2 separate regions of the Homo sapiens genome follow, and region 1 is linked to region 2. Evidence: chromatin contacts called from ENCODE Hi-C or POLR2A ChIA-PET data. All regions are on one chromosome and are shown on one strand. Each heading gives the region's core, a stretch centred on a gene start or an enhancer-like site at or near the end of the contact. The rest is flanking DNA. Distances are from core to core; before and after follow the strand shown. Region 1 overlaps ADCY3 (adenylate cyclase 3). Region 2 holds the start of LINC01381 (long intergenic non-protein coding RNA 1381).

Region 1 (4,110 bases), core at 1,056-3,555, 340 kb before region 2:
CCCCAGGCCAAGAGGCAACTGGCCTCTGGCTCTGACTCCCCTCTCCCCTACCAAGCGCCTATAAGAACAGGGCTCAGGGTTGATGACACCTTGTCCTAATAGCAAAAGGTCTTGGGGGAAACAGTGACCAGGCTTGGGCAAAGGTTACAGAGGAAGAACATTCAGAAAAGCAAGAGATACAATCCAAGCTTAGGAAATGGCAGCCTCCCAGTGTCCCAAGCTCCGGGGCTCCCAGGAGAGGGGCCTGACGCTTGTGGTCAATGGGCGGTTCTTCCCTGTAAGACCGGCATGAAGGAAAAACACCATCCCTAGTAACAGGTGACCCTGCACGTGGGTTAAAGCAGAAGGAGAGGTGGGGAGAGGCAGCTGTGTCTCTGTGCAGTCCCCCAAGACCTGAATGGAAACCCACCCAGCGTCCACCTCAGCTGTCTCCCCAGGATCCCAAGGGTGAAGATGGGGATGGCTTTCTACCCTAGACCCTGTGCAGTCTGCCCTGGGCTCTCCCTCTACGTGCCCTGGCTGCAGCATCCTCCTGTCTGAGGGTGGGCACTGTGGACAGTCCTCACCTCCGAGGGAGGACCAGGCACAGGGCCAGTTAACCACACAGGACGCGTGTGAAGGAAGCATAGGCCTGCCCCTGTCATCCCTCCATCTTCCCACATCCTCCGTCAACCATGTTCCGATCCCTGGGAAGTGATTCTGAGTATGATTCAGAGAGGCTCAGTTTTGTAGCTCCACCTGGCAGCAGGTGTGTGCTGAGTGGGTTTTCTGGGTGCCGCCTGTTGCCAGGTGGCGGCTGGGGTGCTTAGCAACCCTCAAGGTCCCCAACTAACCCCTGAAGTGTGGTCACATGGGAATAAAGACAAACAACTCCAGTTCTGTCCTCTGGGCCTCCTGCTCTACCCTCACATGCCCACAGAGCCGGGAGGCTGGACCAAGGTCAGCATGCACCCTGGCGGCCCCGCACCACAGGGAAGCGCCATGGCACTGCCTGCGAAGCCAGATATGTGTTCGGCAGAGGCAAAGAGGACGCTTCGCATGCCAGGGCTGCACCAAGAGCTCCAAATCCACAAGGCCTCAGGGCAGGGCAGGCTCCACTACCTCCCTGAAGGAGACTGGAGCCAGGGAGGTTAAAGCAGCAAAGCCACTGGAATCTGAGACCCTTGCCATTACCCAAATGCTCTGTTGCCTCAATGCACCCTTTGACATGTGGACATGCTCACCCCAGTGAGGAGGCAGAAAGGGATGCCTGTGCTTGAGGGACTGTGCCGCCTCACCCTCCTGGACCATGGCTGGCTGCCCACCCATCTGGGAGTTGACTGTCATTAGGAGGCTGGTCATCTTCATAACAGAAGGTACAACTTCCCAGGGGATGGCAAGAGAGAGAGCGGGCTCAGGTCACCAGCGCATCCCTACACCTCACTTCACAGCAGAGGAGGAAGCTGAGGCCCAGCGAGGAGACACCTGCTGGGACAGCCACATGGCCAGGGCTGCCCTTCAGCCGCACACTCTTAAGGCAGCTTAGAAAACAAGATAAATAGCCGAGCATGGGGCTCACGACTGCAATCCCAGCACTTTGGGAGGCCAAGGCAGGCAGATCACTTGAGATCAGGAGTTTGAGACCAGCTTGGCCAACATGGTGAAACCCCGTCTGTACTAGAAATACAAAAATTAGCTGTGTGTGGTGGTGGGCACCTGTAGTCCCAGCTACACGGGAGGCTCAGGCAGGAGAATCGCTTGAACCTGGGAGGTGGAGGTTGTAGTGAGCCAAGATCGTGCCACTGCACTCCAGCCTGGGCGAAAGAGTGAGACTCCATCTCAAAAAAAAAAAAAAAAAAAGATAAGAGCACCTGACCAAATAAAAAGTGAGACATGGACCCTGGGCACTCAATTCTGGAAGGAGGCCCCTTTTTTGCAGAGGGTAGATTAACGATTGTTTTTATAGGAGACACTCATAATTTTTTTAAATGGAGAATTTTCTTAAAAAAGACATTAAGCACACATGTAAGTAAGGGATGGCCTGCTCTGACACTGACCTCAAATGGCTCTTTGGAGCCACTTCCAAACCAGGTTCTGTTTCCTCTCATACCAGGACTGTCTGCGGCCCTTTCCAAAGTGTTTTTCCATCTATTATCTCATTTTTATTCTCATGAGGAGCTTTTACAGGAGGAAAGTGAAACGGGGTCATGCAGCCTCTAGTACCGGCCTGCACTCAGCTCCGAAGACCCGTCAGCTGATGTTTCTGAAACGTCAAATCAGCCCAGAGCCCACGCCACTCCCAACGTCAGCCCCAATGCCTTGGGAGGGAGTGACCTCTGTCCTGGCTGGAAGAGAGAAGGGGAAGGATGCACAGGCCCCAGCCAGCTCCCATCCTACCTCACCACCCTGACTTCAGCCGGTGCCTCCCCAGGGGCTGGGGGCCAGCGTGACGGCATCTTGGAGCCCCAAAGGGCTTCATGGTTTTTAGACTCCCCTCTGCCTTATTTCATGTGATTCCCAAACTATCCCCTAACAATGGTATTATTTTTAATCCCATTTTCAGAAAATTAAACTAAAGACCAGAGAGGTAAAGTACCAACACCACACAGAGAAAGCCAGGGCTCACAGTCCCCCAAAAACGCTGGCAGAGGCTGTGGATGCAAATCCAGGTCCAAGATGACCAGCGGGGTCATCCCTCCCCAACCCCCAGTACAGACAGGTATCCACCACAAGGTGAGGCTGGAGCATAGGACTGTGGGACTGTGCTAGGGTCTGGGTCCCTTGTCCTCACGTGCAAGGCCTGTCCCAGGGCTCACCAGGTCCCTTTCTATCTGGTTTTAAAAATCAATCTCGGTAGCCGGGCGCGGTGGCTCACGCCTGTAATCCCAGCACTTTGGGAGGCTGAGGTGGGCGGATCACGAGGTCAGGAGATCGAGACCATCCTGGCTAACACGGTGAAACCCCGTCTCTACTAAAAATACAAAATATTTGCCGGGCATGGTGGCGGGCACCTGTAGTCCCAGCTACACGGGAGGCTGAGGCAGGAGAATGGCGTGAACCCGGAAGGCGGAGCTTGCAGTGAGCCGAGATCGTGCCACTGCACTCCAGCCTCGGGGACAGAGCGAGACTCCGCCTCAAAAAAAAAAAATTAATTAATTAAAAAAAATAAAAACAAATAAAAATCAAGCTCGGGTCCCAAGTTTTCTTTTGGGGGAAGATGTTGCGGAACTAGCTAGAGGTGGTGGTGGCACAACATGGTGAGTGTACTAAACCACTTTCAAGGGGTTTCATTTTAGCTCTATAAAAAAGAAAAAAAAATGAAGCAAACCTGAGTTTTTCTAACTGCATATCTAATTTATAATACCATATTCATTTTTAAAAATTATTTTTCAAAAAAAGTCCCAGATTAAGGGAGGTTTTGGTGGCCTCTTCTACTTTTCTATATCTTCAAAATTGTATCCAACAATCATATGATGGTAGAGAGTTTGAGTGTCTATGTGCAGGCACTGTGCAATAACTACTTAACACTTATCTCCCCTAAGGCCATAGGAGAGGGGCAGAGACTCTGGTACTTGGCTCTCAGCTGCTATACTATGTGAGAGGAAGGTGTTACATTTATAATCTCTTAATCAGGATAAAACATGGCTAGGACACTCTCAAATATCAGGACCAAAAAAAAGGCTTGAAGGAATATGCCTCTGTGATGGTTAATACTAAGTGTCAACTTGATTGGATTGAAGGATACAAAGTATTGATCCTGGGTGTGTCTGTGAGGGTGTTGCCAAAGGAGTTTAACATTTGAGTCGGTGGGCTGGGAAAGGCAGACCCACCCTAAATCTGGGTGGGCACAATCTAATCAGTGGCCAGTTTGCTAGAATATAAACAGGCAGAAAAAGGTGAAAAGAGAGACTGGCCTAGCCTCCATACAGCCTACACTTTTCTCCTGTGCTGGATGCATCCAGCTCTCCAACAGTGGACTTGAAGTTCTTCAGTGTTGGAACTCGGACAGGCTCTCCTTGCTCTTACCTGCAGATGGCCTATTGTGGGACCTTGTGATCATGTGAGTCAAAACTTAATAAACTCCCCTTCATAGATATCTATTCCATTAGTTCTGTCCCTCTAGAGAACCCT
Region 2 (4,289 bases), core at 399-2,898:
ACTCTTCAACATATATGTTTGTATATGTATATATATGCAATTGTGGTGGTCACACAACTGTAAACATCAGTCAAAATGCACTGAGTTCAATACTTAAAATTGGGGAATGTCACTGTTTGTGAATTATGCCTCAGTAAAAAGCATGCTTTAGAGTCTCTGGGTGTCCAGGTTCACCAGGCACTTTCACATAGATTATCTCCAGCAGCCCAAACAACAGCCCCATTTCACAGATGGAGAAACTGAGGCCAGTGACTTGCCCACATCCCATAGTGGCAGACCTGGGCCCCTCCTTCAGAGCTTGTTGCTCACAGGATATGGGCCTGAGGGATTTTTTTTTTTTTTTTTTTTTTTTTGAGACAGAGTCTCGCTCTGTTGCCCAGGCTGGAGTGCAGTGGCACGATCTTGGTTCACTGCAACCTCCACCTCCCAGGTTCAAGCTATTCTTGTGCCTCAGCCTCTCCAAGTAGGTGGGATTACAGGTGTGTGCCACCATGCCTGGCTAATTTTTTGTATTAGCCAGGGTTTTGCCATGTTGGGCAGGCTGGTCTTGAACTCCTGGCCTCAAGTGAGGCCTCTCAAAGTGCTGGAAGTACAGGCGTGAGCCACTGTGCCCGGCCCGTGAGGGACTTTTGAGAGGACAGGAGCCAGCCATGGCTGGAATAATCCAATGTACAGAGTCTACCTGGTGCGGCTGTTGCTGTCTTGCCCTCGGGGAGTTCAGCCCCTGTAAGAGAGGTTCAGTGGTTCGGTTCTGCTCAGGGGGTTCCTCAGGCCAGTCTGGGAGACACTGGGTGACACTCACATTCCTGCACCCCCTAGTCCTGGCCCCAGTTCACACAGACCACTCGCTGTCATTGGGTAGGTATTAGGGTTCTGAGTCAGATGTCCTCCAAAGAAGGGGTTCTACCACAAATTGAGTTGCCAGATTTAGCAAATAAAAATACAGGCCAGGCCAGGAGTGGTGGCTCATGCCTGGAATCCCAGCACTTTGGGAGACCAAGGCAGGAGAATCACTTGAGCCCAGGAGTTCGAGACCAGCTTGGGCAAAATAGCGAGACGCCCCCCAGCTCTACAAAAAATACAAACATTAGCTGAGTGTAGTGGTGTACATCTATTCTGGAGGCTGAGGCAGGAAGATCTCTTGAGTCCAGGAGTTGGAGGCTGCAGTGAACTATGATTGTGCCACTGCACCCCAGCCTGGGCAACAAAGCAAGTCCTTGTCGCAAAAAACAAACAAACAAACAAACAAAAAACCAGGACAAAACGTTGGAGACATTCTGATACTAAATAGGACATCCTAAACAGGATAGATGTATACTAAAAATGTATCTGTTGCTTATCTGAAATTTGAATTTAACTGGACCTCCTACATTTAACCTGGCAATCCAAACTGAAAAAAAAAACCACCTAAAATTAAAATTAAATTAACAAAATTTAAATTTAATGAAATTAATAAAATTTAAAACAAAACTAAAATGAAAGAAAAAGTAAAATAAAAAAAATTTTTTAAATGAGTTAAATTAAATGAAACGAGAATAAAATCCCAAAAGAGGTGAACACTGCACAAGCGCGCACGCCTGCGCCGAGCGCCCGTGGCCCAGCAAGATGGCGAGGCCGCGCCTTCCCCACCCAGGCGTGGGGTCCTCGGGCCTCTGCGCGGCGCTCGCCCGGGACTGGGACGCAGAGCCGCGGACGGCTTTGGGGACGCCAGGGCTCCGGACTTCCCCGGCGGCGCCTCACGGGCGGCAATCGCCCGCGAGCCTTGGGGCGCGGCACCCAGGGCCTCCCCACCGGGCTCCGAGGGACGCAGCGGCCTCGCCACCGCATTAGGCCGAATCCGGTGCCTTCTAGAAATGGCCTCCTGCAGCTCCAGAGCGCCTGCAGGGTGAGCAGAGGCTGCTCTGTTTTCAAGAAAGCCGCGCGCCCTCATGGCCCCGCAGGGCCCCTCACGGCCTCTGCTGCTCTGGGGAGAAGGTAGCCGGCGCCACCGAGTCCCAGGAGGTCCCCGGACGCCCGCCCGGGCCCCGTGGGAGGGTGACGCCCGTGACAGCTCCTCTAGCTGCACTCTGCTGCCTCTGTCATTCTGCCACTCAAATCTCTGGCCTGACACTGTGCAGGCGGAAACAAGTGGGGGGCCCCTAGGTTTTCCCCCACAAATCTGAATGCTGAAAGGCGCGCCAGAGAACTTTTGCTCACTTGGGGAAAAGCCGATCTGTACCTTAGAAAGGGCAATAATAAGGATATAATATTAAATTAATAATACCTAATACAGTCATAAAGGTCCAGAACCTTATGCCCAGGCACCCCACTCCCTGGGAATGTATCCTAATGAAATAATTCAAAGGAATAACCGTGCCCTAGGCATAATCATGTTCATTATGGCATTATTAGTGTGAGCTAAAAATTGAAAACAACCTCGCCACCTAGCAAGGGAGAATGGTTAAGGGAACGGTTTTACACCCACTAGATGGAATGCCGTGTAGCCAGTAAGTGATTATTGCAAGGTCTGTAGAAACACGGGGAAATGTTTATAATGTAATCTTAATGAAAAATGGTTTAACATGAAATGGTAAATTCTCATGGATCTCAACTCCTTCAGAATTGCTTTTTCTTTTAATCGAAAATGTTATATAGATACTTGCAGATTCACATGCAGTTATAAGAAAATATAGGCCGGGCGCGGTGGCTCACGCCTGTAATCCCAACACTTTGAGAGGCCGAGGCGGGCAGATCATGAGGTCAAGAGATTGAGACCATCCTGGCCAACATGGTGAAACTCCGTCTTTACTAAAAATACAACAATTAGCCGGGCATGTGGCATGTGCCTGTAGTCCCAGCTACTCGAGAGGCTGAGGCAGGAGAATCGCTTGAACCCGGGAGGCAGAAGTTACAGTGAGCCAAGATCGGGCCGCGGCACTCCAGCCTGGTGACAGAGTGAGACTCCGTCTCAAGAAAAAAAAAAAAAAAAAGAAATGATACAGAGATCCCACCTCTACCCAGTTTTCCCCAATGGTAACATCTTGCAGAACTATAGTACAATATCACAACCAGCATATTGACAGGGATGTAACCTGCTGATCTAATGCAGATTTCCCAAATGTTACTTATACTTGTGTGTTTTGTTCTATACAGTGTTATCACAATTGTAAATTACAATTTTACTAGAGCTGGGTTTTTTTTTCTTTTTCTTTTTTTCTTTTGAGACAGAGTTTCACTCTTGTTGCCCAGGCTGGAGTGCAATGGTGCGCTCTCGGCTCACTGCAACCCCCACCTCCCGGGTTCAAGCAATTCTCCTGCCTCAGCCTCCTAAGTAGCTGGGATTATAGGCGTGTGCCACCACACCTGGCTAATTTTGTATTTTTAGTAGAGACAGGGTTTCACCATGTTGGCCAGGCTGGTCTCAAACTCCTGACCTCAGGTGATCTACCCACCTCGGCCTCCCAAAGTATTGGGATTACAGGCGTGAGCCACCACTCCCGGCCTAGAGCTGTTTTTTAAAGCACACGTGTGCATATGTAGAAATGTGTTATATAAATGGTGGTATTTGAAAGATTTTCTTTTCTTTTCTTTCTTTTTTTTTTTTTTTTGAGACACAGTCTCGCTCTGTCGCCCAGGCTGGAGTGCAGTGGCACAATCTCGGCTTACTGCAAGCTCCGCCTCCCGGGTTCACGCCATTCTCCTGCCTCAGCCTCCCAAGTAGCTGGGACTACAGGCACCCGCCACCACGCCCGGCTATTTTTTTTAATTTTTTTTAGTAGCAATAGGGTTGCACCGTGTTAGCCAGGATGGTCTCGATCTCCTGACCTCGTGATCCACCTGCCTCGGCCTCCTAAAGTGCTGGGATTACAGGCGTGAGCCACTGTGCCCAGCCGAGAGATTTTAGTTTAAATATTTATCTTTAATGCTGCTATGTCATCTTATCAATTAAAAGAGGGGAAGGCCAGGTGCGGTGGCTCAGGCCTATAATCCCAACACTCTGGGAGGCCGAGACAGGAATTTGAGACCAGCCTGACCAACATGGTGAAACCCCATCTCTACTAAAAATATACAAAAATTCTCTGGACATGGTGGCGCGTGCCTGTAATTCCAGCTACTCAGGAGGCGGAAGCAGGATAATCGCTTGAACCTGGGAGGCAGAGGTTGCAGTGAGCCAAGATCGCGCCATTGCACTCCAGCGTGGGCAACAGAGCGGGACTCCGTCTCAAAAAATAATAAATAAAAAGAGGGGATAAGTTGAGCTAGAAAAGGCAGGTGAAAGAAAGGAGAGAATGGTGGGCCAGGATGGCAGA

Evidence for each region. Hi-C counts contacts between places; a loop is a spot of excess contacts on that map. ChIA-PET counts read pairs that join two places held with the same protein, here RNA polymerase II (POLR2A).
Region 1: a map of posterior vena cava shows a loop between it and region 2 (8-fold over the local background). The contact joins the enhancer-like site here to the promoter of LINC01381 in region 2. A Hi-C loop is called at or near these places in 2 of 168 maps with a recorded cell type or tissue (IMR-90 and posterior vena cava). POLR2A ChIA-PET finds 5 or more read pairs at or near these places in 1 of 52 experiments (B cell).

What each region holds. Positions count from the first base shown.
Region 1 is chr2:24,859,431-24,863,540 of GRCh38, forward strand. All of the region lies in intron 3 of ADCY3 (adenylate cyclase 3), which reads right to left. Among named protein-coding and RNA genes, the nearest start is that of ADCY3, 59 kb to the right of the region's middle. Within about 2 kb of position 2,306, at least 5 of the 41 ENCODE cell types and tissues checked have a DNase peak (open chromatin) inside an H3K27ac peak, as active enhancers do.
Region 2 is chr2:25,202,665-25,206,953 of GRCh38, forward strand. LINC01381 (long intergenic non-protein coding RNA 1381) reads left to right here and starts at 1,649. Exons shown (of 2, transcript NR_132378.1): 1 at 1,649-1,885. RefSeq lists a silencer at 1,647-1,986.